Linked DNA regions of Mus musculus: all the other regions are linked to region 1. Evidence: chromatin loops called from intact Hi-C (ENCODE). Cell type or tissue: heart. All regions are shown on one strand.

Region 1 (5,000 bases):
CATTTGTCACAGATGCATGAGGACTGGGGAACCAGAAACCAGACCTGAACCTAGGACCATCCAAGTAATGGGCTGAAGTTTATATAGCTGTTTGACTATGAAGTCAGGACTATAAGCCGACAGTCTTGCCTCCCATTCTATGACATATACAATAGTTTCCAAACTGCACCCTATATCTGGGTTTTCGAGAATAATAGTCTCATTTTTTGGTCATTCAGTTTGGGGAGAATTTTCTTGGTGGTGTGTACCCCACAAACACCCTTGGCATCTTGCAAAGAGCAGAGCCAGTCCCTCTTTGTCCTTCTGCAAGTTGTCTATGTAGTTACCTGTATTGGATATGAATAGAGAGGCAGCTAGCACAGCCTAGTTCTTCAGTGTAAGTTCTGTGTTCCCTCCCTGTAGGACTCTCTGCTGAGAAGCAGCTGGGGCTTGTGCCCTGATTTTTGCAAAGTACTCAGAGAACAGATGCATCCAGCAGATGTAGGCCCTGGGACTTGGAGGGAGCCTTTCTCACATGTTCAGCACTTGGCTGCCCTCCTTGCTTCTGAGTTACCTCTGATGAGGGGCAGTGGGAGCATGGAGGAGGGCCATCTACACTCCGTGGAGACGTGATATAAACACTAAGTAAAAACAACTGTGAAAGTAAGTCAGTCCCATGACCCTCCCTGCTCCACTGTCATGTATTTTATTTCCTGCCATTTGATTCTGGCTTCGTCCCCTCTGTGCATTTATGATGCTTCACTGAGGTCAGTGACTCCTGAGAAGCGGAAAATGACACTGTATACAGCTAGGGTTCGGACAGTTCTGAGGCATATTAAACTTGGGATTTTCAAACAATTTCATCAGAAAATATCAGTGAACAAAGAGGAGAGATGACAAGATCTTTGAATGTCCTTGTCTGTTAGCTGGAGAGAACACAGGCTAATTTACACATGCATTGCATCCTGAGGGTCACTCTTCCATGGCATTATCAGAAGGATGCTTTGACCAAGAAAGGGGATTGGCTTTTCCTTGGCTGACGTTGCTGGTAAGCAATGCTTCTCAGGCTTCTTCTGGTTCTGTGGCCACAGCCCTCGGTCAGGCATCTTCAAGCCGTCGTAGAACAGCAACCTGTAAGTTTGGCTTAGGCCCTCCCCTAAGCAGCTTCAAACCACCCATCTCTTTATCACCCATCTCTGTACCACCACCACAAGATTGGCTCTGCAATTCTCCTACTTAGAGCACCATGACAACTGTCCATCACTCAGGTAATGTGGGACCACCTTCCAGTACCACACAGGGATTCTCTGCTGGCCATTCAGCACCTCCCTGTCTCTGCGCCAGGTGTCCCTTCTCTTAACACCAAAGTCCCAGTTATATGGAAATTCTCCCCTTCCTGAGCTTCCGGCTTTTTCTAATGGCCAGATGCCTTTGTTCTCTACATCCTTGTTCTGTTCTGTTCTCAGCTCCTGTGTCACCCCCCTTAAGCTGCAAACTCTGGGACAAAAGGCCAATAGTGCTTATTTAACATATCAAAGCGACCCCACAGCCAGATTCTTCTCCCAGCATCCCTCAGTCCCTACCTGTTACAGGGTATCCTTGCATACTCTGCCCTACAGTCTGAATTTTCCAGGGGCTGGGCTGCCCTTCCCCCAGAGGCTCTTCTCTGAATAATCCAGCCATTTTGGTTCTTGCCCCTTTCATTCCTTAGGCCTCCTGGCTGCTGAACCATTTCCCCCTCACTATCCTTTTCCTTCCCCTCCCCCACTCCTCACAAGGCTCAGAGTCATTACCTCTGTGGACTTGCCCAGATGTGTCTACCTCTGGCTTTGCTCTCCCTTTTATCTACAATAACCTTTCTCCTCCACCATTCCAAGGAGGGGGTCAAATTCTTTCCTTTTATTTCTTTTTCCTCCACTCATGCAGCTACAGGAGCCTGACCAATCTGAGCCCCCAGCAGAATTAGAGTATACTGCCCTCCTCTTGGTGGGCCATTTGTCCTCCCTCTATCATCTGACCGTACCTATGAGTCACCTCTGTCTGCCTGTTAATCGGGTGGTAACCGGAAATGGGACCACTCTGTCTCCTGAAGGCCTGGCCAGATGAAGAATTCATTGCAATTTGATGAATCTGTGAGAGACAGACCCAGGTTCTGAAGAGATGGCCTCCCGACTTTGTCTCTCTAGCCCTGTCTGCCTTCAGCTCCTGTAGAAACAGCTGCAGGGCTCACAGGCCAAACCCCATGGGTCAGAGAAACAACTGTCTTGTGAGTGTGTGTTTCCCCTCAAAACAAAGATTGCAACATCCTCCTGGCCTGGAGTTCACAGCTGTGGGAGGAGGTTGCACTGGGTAGTGCAGGGTCAAGGAGGCAGAGGTGGGGGTGTGGGGGACCGTTAGGTCTGAATAAGTACCGAGGTAGAGCTTAGCCCCACCCCCACCAAGCCGGGTGGTGCAAACACTGTGAAGAGCCCGGTTTTCCTTAGCTTCCTCCCCACGTTTTACTTTTCTCTGATATTTGATTATGTGTGAATTCCTTCTCATCCCCTGGGAGCTAGCACCCTACCGCCTTTGCAAAATATCTGAGTTACATTTTTGCAGATCGTCAAGCTTCAAGGGCATTCAAACGACCTTCTAGAGGACTGCAGTGTCTTGGTAAGTGATGCCCCCTGGTGGCCAAATGGAGTAGTTGCAATTCGCAGGGACCATGAAGTAAGAACCCTGGCTTTGTAATGGCCATGAGGCTCTGTTCAGCAGATGTCCCACTGTCCCTGAAGGATTGGCTGAAGGGCAACAGGGTTGTGTGTGTGTGTGTGTGTGTGTGTGTGGTATCAGGCCTTTAAGGATGCTGAAAGTTTACCTTCTATAATCTGAGTGCTAAAGAGTTGTTTAGAGACCCACCCACTTATTTCTCAGATGAAGCCAATTCCAGGGAGGGGAGAGGGAATTTCTCAGTCTGTATGACAAGTTGAAGAGGCAGAACAGGCATGTTGGTTACTGATTTGAAATTCTTTCCTTCTAGCATCTTGGGACACCTGCCATGAAGTCCTTCCTATGTTTGCTTTCTTTCAGAGGAAGAGAAGACCAGCATCTTCCCTCTAAATCTCCCTCGGTTGGGCTCCATCTCAGTCCTACTTGCTACAGGAAGTCTTCTACAAATAATCAGAGGACACATCCAAAGCTCTCCTGGAGCTGGTCCAAAAGTTAGACGGTAGAATTTGAACTGTGAACACATTGCATAGAAACAACCTCACAGGGCTTGACAGTCTAATGAAAAGTAATAGTCAGAGAGACAGAGAGGCACAGGTCGAAGGACAATTGAGGCACTATTGTGTATTTTGAAGAAAATAAGTAGGGCAATTTGGTAGAGGACAAGTTTAAGTGAGGCCCATGAGCATGGTCAAGGAGGATTGCACTAAAGCAGGGAGAACATTCAGGGAAGGTAGAGGAGAGGTGTGTAGAGGCTGTAGGTCTGGGGTGAGATTGGCAGGTCCCATCGTGGAGAAGACTCAAGAGGTGATAGACTAGTGGCCAGGAAGAGCACACCAGGGCAAGAGCAAGGAAGCCAGGCCAGAGGCACAATCTGATTTATAACTCACGTGAATCCCAGGCTATGGCACTGCCAGTCTCCACTTTCACACCAGCTCGTCTCCTCCAGAAAGTCCTTCACCACCCTACCAAGTTGGAGTCACTTCTCTGAGCCCTGGTGTTAACATCTCTGTGTCTCTATCATTGGGGCTATCCATGACACACCAGCTGTGGCTATGTCTTTTGACTACCCAGCATAGTAAGCTCCACATTCAGAGAGACAGAGACAATGGACCCAAATCTAGAACATTCTGCCAGAGGCAATGTGTCCCTATGCCACCGCTTCTTGGTGTGTAAGGTGAGACTAGAAATGCACATTGCATAGCTTTTTAAATAATTAAGTAATAAGTATAAAACGTTGTCACAACAATGGCAGGCACTATGTCACCTCTCGTTAAGGAGGAGATGTCCTTTCTGGGTATGTTCCCAGGCTAGCTCCAATGAGATCCATCCTAGCGTCTATGGTGGCAGTTGCATGCTTTGGTAGTTGCATAGGGAGACTTTGGAGGGAACACATTTAGTCAGACTGAAGAAGAAAACTGAAGGTGGCATAGGTTGATGGAATTCTGAATTATTGAATAAAGTTAATTTATTTAATTATTCCCTTTGGCAATATACACTAGACAAAACAGCTTGGGTTTTTTGTTTGTTTGCTTGCTTGCTTTTTTGAGATAGGGCTTCTCTGTGTAGCCTTGACTATTCTGGAATTCTCTGTAGATCAGGTTAGCTTCAAACTCACAGCGATCCACCTGCCTCTGCCTTCCAAGTGCTGGCCTTAAAGGTGTGCAGCACCACAGCCAGGCTGACATACTGTTCTCGTGCAGCTGTTCTTGGGCATGGGTTGTCTATTTACAAAAGGCACCAGACCAGAGGTTCTTCCTCCCTTAATCCTCAGTGAGGATGGTCTTTGTTTCATTGGCAGCCTTCTTCAAACACACGTGGCTCACATGGGAAGGACGAAGCTGGACATTCTGGTCTCATTCTGTACTTGCCCCATCTTCCTTCAATGTTCTCCATTCACTTACAATGATTCACTAATTGTATCATTGTAATACTTGATGTTATATTTATTAACTTATTCTTTTCTCCATCGTATCTAGTTTACGTCGCCCTACTGCTCTTGGAAAGAGGGCCTGCGCTGGAGTGTGGCCAACCTACCAGGCGCCACATCATTAAAGAAAATCGAGTCTCCCTCTTTCCTCAGCTACCAATATCTCCTCTGCCAGGGGTGGGATTCCATGCAGATATCCTGTCCTCCATACTGAGATTCCATTTAGACTGAGCTTAGGCAGGTCTCTTGCATGCTGTCACAATTGCTGTGAGTTTGAGATGTCTACTGTACCCTGCTGTGTCTGGGAAACACATTCTTCGATGTCATCCTCCATCCTTCTTACCGGCTTCTATGAATAACTCTATGATCTTGGAATACGCCTTTA
Region 2 (5,000 bases), 240 kb before region 1:
AGAGATGCCTTGGCCCATTAGTAAGGAGATGGAGACAGTCACTGTATGCTGTGAAGATCTGATCTCTGCTTAGGAAGAGAGGAACAGTCAGGGATGTAGGTTGTAACAATTGCTCTCTGACACTGAGTTACTGGTACCCTGAGAGTGAGAGCCTTATAGGATAGAAAGCAAGAGAAAAGATGCGGAGTCGTATTTGCAATAGGTTCCAGGAGTTACATACATCTGTCTGCTTCTGCCTATGGGGGGAACGTCTAAGAGATGGGAACAGAGAATGCCACCACCACCCTTGTTCCTTCCTTTCTTATGCCCATTGCTCTTTCACTGTTTGGCTGTGAACCCACTGTGTAGACCACACTTCCCTTGTACTCAGCATCATCATGTCTCAGCCTCCAAGTGTTAAGATTACAGGCACGCCACTCATGAGCTCACAACAGCTACTCACAAGCATGGACAGACTCCGCACAGCACTGGAACTATTAAATATTCCATCCTGGATGGAGGAGGGCCAGATAGCTCTCCCATGGAACTATTGGCAGTAGACGGCTGCTGGAGGAGGAAGAAGCCATTGTCTTTGCTTGTGTAGTAGCTGATGGATGACGTATTCATGCTCCAGTGGGTAGCTCCTCACCCAAGCTCATGATGTGCTAGCAGCCCTGGTTAAACTAGGTGGATCTTACAAACAAAACAAAAAGACTCAATAGTGAGAAAGGGTCTTGTTGGGAGGAGAATGTATTAGGGGGCAGATAAGAGAGGCGGTATGTGGGAGACAGATAAGATCGAAGGTGAGTTCGACCAGAATGTACTATATTGTACTGTACTGTACTATACTATACTATACTATACTATACTATACTATACTATACTGTCTCTGTGTGTGCGCTCACGCACATGTGAAATGGTCAAAGAATAAATTAATTTAAAAATCACCAGAAAATGTAGTGCCTTTTTAATTCCATATCTGAATTCTACTCTGTCTCCCTTCAAACTAGTCCAATGCCTGGAGACCATCCTGACTCCTGCAGCTTTTTAAGATTTGGAAGTAGAGAGCATAAGTCCTACTGCTCCTCTACCTGCCTCCATAGCAACTTCTGGAACTCTGGGATCTAGCTGTCAGGGAGGTGCTTCGAGTTCAGTTTCAGCTAGCTTTCTCTCTGTCCTGGATCCAAGGTGTATAATGTTTTTTTGTTTTGTTTTGTTTTGTTTTGTTTTGTTTTGTTTTGTTTTGTTTTGTTTTGTTTTTTTGCAATCAGGTTTTACCATCTGGTTCTGATGGTGGCAGAGAGCAATGACAACAATATGAATTGTTTTGGCCTCTGGAGCTTGTAAGCTATGTTGTACCTGACATTCAGCTTGCCTTGTTAGTTTTGGTGAGACAATAATTTCTCTATAAAACAAGTCACAGTGGACAGGATCCGTTTTGGTCACTCAATGCTTCAGAAGGCAGGAGCCTTCATCTTAAGAGAGAACCTAGTGTTTGAAACTGAGTTACCTTGGGAGCCTAAGAATGGAAAGCAACCATCAGTCAGGGAGCATGGGTTTAGTCTGCCCAGCTCCAGGCCATACCTGGGAGGCAGCTGTGGAGAGTAAGAGGACCAGATGCTGACCAGCTGTGAAGTGAAGCTGACAGCAGGGTCCCCTCAGGCAGTGAAGTTCACAGGAGAAGGTAATTCTGCCCTCAGTGGCATATGATAGTGTTGAGCCATAGGGCAGCTGGTGGCTCCATCTCCCAGGATAACGATCTTCTATTCACTGTGAGATAGCCCCCAAACTCTAAGTGAGCACAGTTTGCTCAATACTCAAAATTGTGCCCTCCCGGCAGGGTGATTGCCTGCTCATGTTTCAGTGCTGTGGCTGCTTTCCACACTTCTAAGGCCTGTGGTTGATACCTCTGAGAACAGCAAGCATATCAACGCTAATTGCAGGAGGGAGAAACGGCTTAGCCCATAAACAGCAATACCAAGCGTGGCCAGCAGAGGGCAGTGGCATGCAAAAAGCAATGTCTTAAGTGACTACAGCTCTGGCCCACATTGGACACTTGTCCAATATGGAGTCAAGCAGTAACAATAAGGAAGACAAGGTCCTACAAGTCCAACAGACTCAGAGAATGTGCAGTTTTTGATGATCCAGAAAGTAACTGCCCCAACACTTCATTCCCTACTCTGTTCTTGCCAACCCCATTCCCGTTTTATTACAATTTTGATACAATTTTGACTTCTTGATATTTTGAAAATATGGTTTTCCTTATTTATCCTTCATACATTCATACCCTGTTGTTTGGTAGATCCTGAAACAATAACAGTGAGTGGCTTCATTGTTCATCTTTAGATAGGCCCTCTGTACTAGCTGGTTTTGGGTGTCAACTTGACAAGCTGGAGTTATCACTGAGAAAGGAGCTTCAGTTGGGGAAATGCCTCCACGAGATCCAGCTGTGGGGCATTTTCTAAATTAGTCATCAAGGGGGGAGGTCCCCTTGTGGGTGGGACCATCTCTGGGCTGGTCTATAAGAGAGCAGGCTGAACAAGCCAGGGGAAGCAAGCCAGTAGTAAGTAACATCTCTCCATGGCCTCTGCATCAGCTCCTGCTTCCTGCTTGAGTTCCAGTCCTGACTTCCTTGGTGATGAACAGCAGTATGGAAGTGTAAGCTGAATAAACCCTTTCCTCTCCAACTTGCTTCTTGGTCATGATATTTTGTCCAGGAATAGAAACCCTGACTAAGACACCCTCCAAATGAAAAAGCTGTGAAGAAAGCTTACAGTTACATTACACCATAAACCAAACAGACCTAAGAGACAGATATCCACAAAGCAGAACTGCATTCCTTTTGAGCTGTCTCTGGAAACTTCTTTAAAATAGATGCCATTCTGGGTCACAATGTAAGCCTGAACAAATGCAAAAGAAATGAAAGGATGTAACAGGTCAGATGCCAGAGTGGAGTTATAAATCAATAGGAAGAGAAGCTACACAAACCCTTAGAGACTACACAGTACACCCTTGAATGACAAAGGTATCATAGAAAAAAATCAGGGAGGAAATGAAACAATTCCTGGAATCAAATAAAAACGCAAACACGACTTTTCTGAATATTTGGGCTACAACTAGGACAAATTTAAAGAAGAATGTATGTACTTATGAATTCTTATAATAAAAATAAAAAATATATTAAATAAATAATCTAATGATACAACTCAAAGATCTAGGAAAACAAGACCAAGACAAAGAAAAAGTAGAAGACAGAAATAAAAAAATAAAGCGCAAGCCATAAGTTAATGGCATGGGGAAAATATCTTACTTTCAATATCTTCAAAAGATTACCCAGGGCTAAACCTAACAAGGAGATATGGTCATGGGTCAGTGAAGGAACTATTGGGAAAAAGTCATATTATTGAAAGCTGTTTATAGATTCAACATAATCCTCATGCTAATTTCAACCAGATTCTTCACAGAAACAGAAAAACAACACTTAAAGTCATGGAAACACTAGACAAGCAAGCAAACAAACCAACAAAAAAAGACCAGTTAAGCAACCCTAAATGGAAAGAGGAATGCTGAAAGAGCATCATAGTACCTGGTCTCAAACTACACGATAGAGCCATCGTAGCAAGACAGGCTGGTGTTAGCACAGAGCCAGATGTGGGAGCCAATGGGTTAGAAGACCCAGAAATAAAACCACCCAGTTACAGCCATTTAATTTTCTGGCCAAGTCCCCAAAAGCAGGCCTTTTAAACAACAACAACAACAGTACAAATGCTACTGGGGAAACTGGGTATTCACTTATAGAGAAGTGAATACGTAAACAAGAATATACCAGATTCCTCTTACCTTGCACAGAAAGAAGACTGGAAAACACTCTAATGGGGCTTTGACTGCAAGAGCAAACATCCATAGAACAATTCAAGATGTCAGTAGAGGCGAGACACCACTAAGCTCAGCAGATCATAAAACAAGTGGACAGACCAGTGAGGTTCAGCAAATTTAAGACATTTTTGAAGAACTGAAGAATGTATATATCAACTGTATATCGGACCGACATATCAGCTCGAATTCATAAAGTCATTTTCTCAACGGAGGATCCCTTCCTTTCAGATAACTCTATCGTGTGTCAGGTTGACACACAATTAGCTGGTGCACACACGTATGTGCATGTGAGGTATGTGTATGTGTGTACTGAGAGAAGATCACGAGAAGGAAGAGGTGGGTCTTAAGGAGAGAAAGTGGAGACAAAAAGACAATAACAGAATATATGTGATATGAAGGCAGAAAGTGGGACTATCTAAGGAGTAGTGGGGGACCAGCAAAAGTGGGCAGAGGCGGGGGGGGGGTCAGTGGGAGAGATGAGTGAAAAATAAAGCATATTTTACACATATATTGTACATGTATAAAAATGTCATAATGAAACCCTTTACTTTGTATACTGACTTAACATGGAAGAAATTAAAACGTGGCGTTTTAATGAGGGTGGGTAGCACCTAGACTATAAAGTACAGTGGACAAAGCTTCTGGCGGTCATTTGTTGAGACTTTGTTTATGTTCCTCTAGGTGAAGATGCCCTTTCTTAATCCAAGTAGCACATTTGACATCCTAGAGGTCCTAGAGGTCCTAGAGGCCAGTGCAAGACAACCTTGGCTGCGTCTTGATCTGTCTCACCAAGGGAGGATTGGTACACTTCAAACACACATGTACCCTGTTGTCTTAGTCCCTTTATTGATTGTCCAGAAGTGAGTTTAATGAAGACAGAATGTCTCTGGTAAACAAATCATTATCCATGATCAAGGAAGTGTAAACAGAACCTGGCCTGGGAAACAGGCGCGTTGTTTCTCCCTACCACAGACCGAGCCACGTGGGCCTTAGGGATTTGCTGAGATCTGGAGTCAATAAGGTACTTCTCAGGACGTAGAGGAAGACCCTGAGATCAGAGGCACTGAGATCTCCAATGGGATCTTCAACATCAGATCGTATTACAAAAAACTGGAAAAAGGGACTTAAACAGGACTAGGTGAGTC
Region 3 (5,000 bases), 220 kb before region 1:
CTCTCCCCTTTCATCTCCCCTCATCCTCCAGTCCTTCCTCTCTCCTCAGAGAAGGGGGTCCTTCCGTGGATATCAGTCTGCCTTGGCATAGCAAGATGCAATAGGGCTAGGTGCATCTTCTTATTGTGGTTAGAGCAGGCAACCCAGTTAGGGGAAAGTCAGGCAAGCAGAGTCAGAGGCAGCCCTGCCCTTTCTGGTAGGAGTCCCACGTGAAGGCTTAGATGCACCACTGTTTCATGTTGCAGAGGGCTGTCCTATGCCTGCTCTCTGTTTGGCAGTTCAGCCTCCGTGGTCCCCTATGAGACCGAGTTGGTTAATTCTGTAAGTGTTCTTGTGATGTTCTTGACCTCTCTGGCTTCTTCAGTCCTTCCTGTCTCTCTCTTCCACAGGATTCTCCAAGCTCTTTCTAAGGCTTGACTATGGATCTTTACATCTGTTTCCATCAGTGTGGAAAGGCTATGTGAGGCCACTCAGATGACAGTTATGCTAGTCTGCACATAGAGCAGACTATCATTAATTGTGTCATGGGTGAGCTCTCTCTCATGGCATGAGTCTCAAACTGAGCCAGCATTGGTTAACCCTTCTCTCAAATTCTGCCCCATCTTTACCCCTACACCCCTTGCAGGCAGGACAAATTGTGGGCTGAAGGTGTTGTGGCTGGGTCTGTGTCCCAGTACCTCCATTAGAATTATTTTCTGGTTACTGGAGATGGAAATTTCAGAACACCAATGGCTCAGGCACTAAGATCAACAATTGATAAATGGGACCTCATGAAACTGAAACACTTCTGTAAAGCAAAGGACACTGTTAAAGAACAAAACCACTGCCTACAGATCTTCACCAACCCCACATCTGACAGAGGACTGAAAACCAAATTATATAAAGAACTTGAGAAACTAGGCACCAACAAACCAAATAACTCAATTAAAAAATGGGGTACAGAGATAACAAAGAATTCTCAAGGGAGGCCTAGAAGCACTTAAAGAAATACTCAGCATCCTTAGTCATCAGGGAAATGCAAATCAAAACTACTCTGAGATTCCATCTTATACCCTTGAGAATGGCTAAGATCAAAAACATAAGGGATAGTACATGCTGGTGAGGATGTGGGGGAAAAAAAACACTCCTCCATTGCTAGTGGGAGTGAAAACTTGAGGAATTGTGCTGGAAATCAATTTAGTGGTTTCTCAGAAAACTGGGAATAGTTCTACCTCAACACCCAGCTATACCACTCTTGGACATATACCAAATGATGCTCCACCACACCACAAGGATACATGCTCAAATAGGTCCATTGTAACTTTATTCATAATTTCCAGAAACTGGAAACAACCTAGATTTCCCTCAACGGAAGAATGGATAAAGAAAATGTGGAACATTTACACAATGGAGTATTTCTTAGCCATAAAAACAATGGCATCACAAAATCTGGAGGCAAATGGATGGAACTAGAAAATATCATTCTGAGGTAACCCAGATCCAGAAAAATCAAACATGATATGTACTCACCTATAAGTGGATATTAGCCATAAAGAATAGGATAATCGTGTTACAGTCCACAGATCCAAAGAAGCCAAGTAACAAGGAGGACCTAAGGGGACACACTCAAATCATTGAGTAACAGAATAGATAAATAAGTTAGTGGAGGGGGGGTTGGAAACCTGAAACAGCCATCTCCAGAATTTTGGTTTCTTACGTGTCATGAGGTCGCAGGGAGGGAGCAGAGGCTGGAAAGATGGCTCAGGAGCACTGGCTTCTCTTTCAAAGGTCATGAGTTCAATTCTCAGAAACCACATGGTGGCTCATAACCATCTGTAATGGGATATGATGCCCTCCTCTGGTGTGTCTGAAGACAGCTACAGTGTACTCATATACAACAAACAAACAAACAAACAAACAAATCTTTTAAAAAAGAGTCCCAAGGTCTCTCTTCCATCCTCCATCAGAAGACTAGAGATCACATACCTGAAAGTATTAACAAATTCTTCATTTCTTTTAACACTCCTGTGCCTTAGATGAACACAGTAAGTTCAGTAGTTGGAATTCATGTTGCATGTAAATATCCTATGTGAATTTCAGTTCTATTTGCAGGCTGTGGGATGGTGAATGAGCAAACGTACTTGAAACAATATTTTCAATGGTGTTAACGGTTGGATGAATATATAAGACAACTGGCTTAGAAATAAATATTGTATAAAATGCCATGAGTATTTGGTGTTACTGTATCACTCTACTGCTTCCTAACGCCAAATCTTTCTTTAATTATTTACTTTGTGATAATGGAGCACAAGAAACTTAACTGGGTCCCCATTGCGAGCTATTGCAATGTTTAGCTTTCCCAGTAGAGGGCGGTGATGGAACACACCAAGCCATGGCTTAGTTTTCTTCTGGGTTCTAGTGTGTTGCCTCTTGCTCCCATTTTGCAGGAAACACTTCATTTAGCAGGACGACAACTGATTCTCGAGACAGTTAAGTTTTGGTGGCCGGCCCCAATGTAGACAATTTCATACTGCTCTGCTGCAGTAACCCTGGAGTAGGGTCCCAGGGTCCCAGGGTCCCAGGGTCCCAGGGTCCCAGGGTCCCAGGGTCCCAGGGTCCCAGGGTCCCAGGGTCCCAGGGTCCCAGGGTCCCAGGGTCCCAGGGTCCCAGGGTCCCAGGGTCCCAGGGTCCCAGGGTCCCAGGGTCCCAGGCCCACAGACTTTGCCTAAATCACAATAGGTTTCCAGCTTGTCAATCATAGGTTATCTTGACAGGTTGGGACCAAGCTCAGCTTGTGACCCCTCAGAAGAAAAACTGCTGCTTGTTAGCCTGGCTATCTCTATCTGGAAAGGCTACTTAGTTTTTGGAATTTTCACTCCACTTTCAGGTCTGCAAGGTTCAGTGTGGTGACTGTGGATCAACCATGATCTTGGGGAACTCAGTGAACAAGCTCACCTTCCAGCAGAGTGCAGAACACATGTTCTCCAATAAGATCACCCAGCTCTGGATAGATTCCTCTGCCTCTGAATGTGATTGTTCTGTTGACATCTATCACAGACCTTATGGCATCCGTTAAATGCCCTTTATTCCCTTATGGAAGAATAGCTTATAATCGCTTGGGCTTAATTTCACCTTTCAAATACCTGTATGGCTTCCGTCTCCTGATAGGTCCTTGGCTTGCATAGAATGTTACTGACAGAGAGATCTCTGAAGACAGTTACACAAAGCTGAGATTTCTACATTAGCCTGGTAATGTTTTTGTCTTGTGGGTAGTGCTAGGGTGTTTGGCAATAGAAAATGAGTTGCCAGCAATCCATAGTACACAATGACATCGAGATGAAAGGAGCCTGTGGTTGAATGTGATAAGATGGCTTGGGAGTGCACCTGGACAGTGTAATTGACCATTTTGTCAGCAATGATGACGATAGGGACAATATAGGACATGCTTTTTTGAGTTTACTTCAACAATTACAAAATGAAACTGGCAAGTTATCGACCTTTCATGATGAGCTAATGCCACAGGTTGTAGATCAAAGAGATTCTAAGATGACTCCAGATTATGTACTTATTTCTTGTAGCCACAGGCTGTTGATATAGCTAAAAGGTCAACACAAAGTTATGAGGTGCATTGCTGACTTGCAGTGACAGCTGAGTCTAGAGACTTTCCAATCTCTCACATGAAAGTTAAGGCATCCTACAGGAAATGTTAATATGCTAAATGGGAAGAAGAACATGTGAATGAAAGCTATGAATGGCAACCTTGAATTCACATATAATCCAGAGGTTCCTCTCCCACTGAGATCAGCTTGCCCTACATTATCTAAGGAGAATCATCTTCCCTACATGGACTCCTCATTCTAACCTTGTTGTGAGTAGATGTCTTAAAAAAGGATGCTCAGTCTCTTCATAACCACAACAACCGCTCTCTGCCACCACTAGACTCATGGTCACAGGCATGTCTCCATATGACCTAGAAATGCAGGTACATGTGAAGTCTCAGAAAGAAACAGTTTCAACAAAAAGAATCAAAAGTATTCTAATACTTGTTTGGAAACTTGGGAACCATGAGTGGCCATGATTTTGTGGATATTTGAGCAAGAAATGTAGAATGTAATAATATCCTGAGGTATGTAATATGATGTAGCTGGATAGTCTATATAGTCCGTCAGCCATGCATTGCTTGCTTGGTTGATCAGCTAGGATGGCTTCTCAGTTGACTTCAGAAGCTGGACAACTTCATCGACGTGCTTTTGGAAGACAGTCACACATCATCATTCCTGTCCTGGCTATGGCTAGTCTCATGCTACAGCAAGCCGAGAGAGTAGTGACACAGAGACGTCTGCTATGCTATCCTTTACGTAAAGCTTTTGTGACCTCTAGGTCACATTTATGGAGAATGACATGCTGTGCTTGTTGATATCTTTTTATCAACTTCTTACAAGCTAGTTACCTCAAACGACAGAACCTTGATTAAGAAAATGCCCTCATCAAACTGACCTGTGAATAAGTCCTTAGGGCATGTTCTTCATTAATGATAGATGTGAGAGGGCCCAGCCTACTGTGAGTAGTGTTAAGGCTAGATAGGGGTTCCTAGGCCATATAATAATAAAATAATAATAAGACAACCATCATCATCATCACCACTACCATCATCATCATCATTTGAGCAAACCACAGGGAGCAAACAGCATTTGTTTATCTGTGAGCTCTTGCTTTGGTTCCTGCTTCCAGGTTCCTGCCTTGAGTTCCTGCCCTGACTTCTCTTCATGATGAACTATAAGGCACGGGATGAATAAACCTTTTCCTTCTAAGTTGCTTTTGGTCATAGTGTTTTATTACAGAAACAGAAAGCAAACCAAGACAAGTGCTATAATTTCCCTACATTCTTGGGCAGAGAGCAAATTGGGTTAAATTTATCATGGGTGATTCATATATTCATTTCCCATTGTGTTGAATGAAGGGATCCAGAATTCAGTGCTTGGACAGAATCATAGACAGATACATAGGTAGCTGGAGCTCCT

The links. Peaks named below come from ENCODE experiments on the same cell type or tissue, not always from the same donor. Only the 100,000 strongest peaks of a DNase experiment are listed, where the experiment ranks them.
Region 2: it touches region 1 in a loop (4-fold over the local background); 12 of 42 quality-filtered maps call a loop at or near these places.
Region 3: it touches region 1 in a loop (13-fold over the local background); 24 of 42 quality-filtered maps call a loop at or near these places.

Annotation. Positions count from the first base shown.
Region 1 is chr12:12,174,084-12,179,083 of GRCm38, reverse strand. No RefSeq gene overlaps it. Among named protein-coding and RNA genes, the nearest start is that of Gm34348, 29 kb to the right of the region's middle. In heart, a CTCF peak has its summit at 2,645 (motif pointing left); DNase peaks (open chromatin) are centred at 523 and 2,283; H3K4me3 peaks cover 536 bases; H3K27ac peaks cover 1,310 bases; H3K27me3 peaks cover 360 bases.
Region 2 is chr12:12,409,862-12,414,861 of GRCm38, reverse strand. No RefSeq gene overlaps it. Among named protein-coding and RNA genes, the nearest start is that of Gm34489, 8.7 kb to the left of the region's middle. In heart, a CTCF peak has its summit at 1,965 (motif pointing right); a DNase peak (open chromatin) is centred at 1,951; H3K27ac peaks cover 323 bases.
Region 3 is chr12:12,393,773-12,398,772 of GRCm38, reverse strand. No RefSeq gene overlaps it. Among named protein-coding and RNA genes, the nearest start is that of 4921511I17Rik, 3.8 kb to the right of the region's middle. In heart, a CTCF peak has its summit at 2,331 (motif pointing right); no DNase peak of the experiment used is centred here.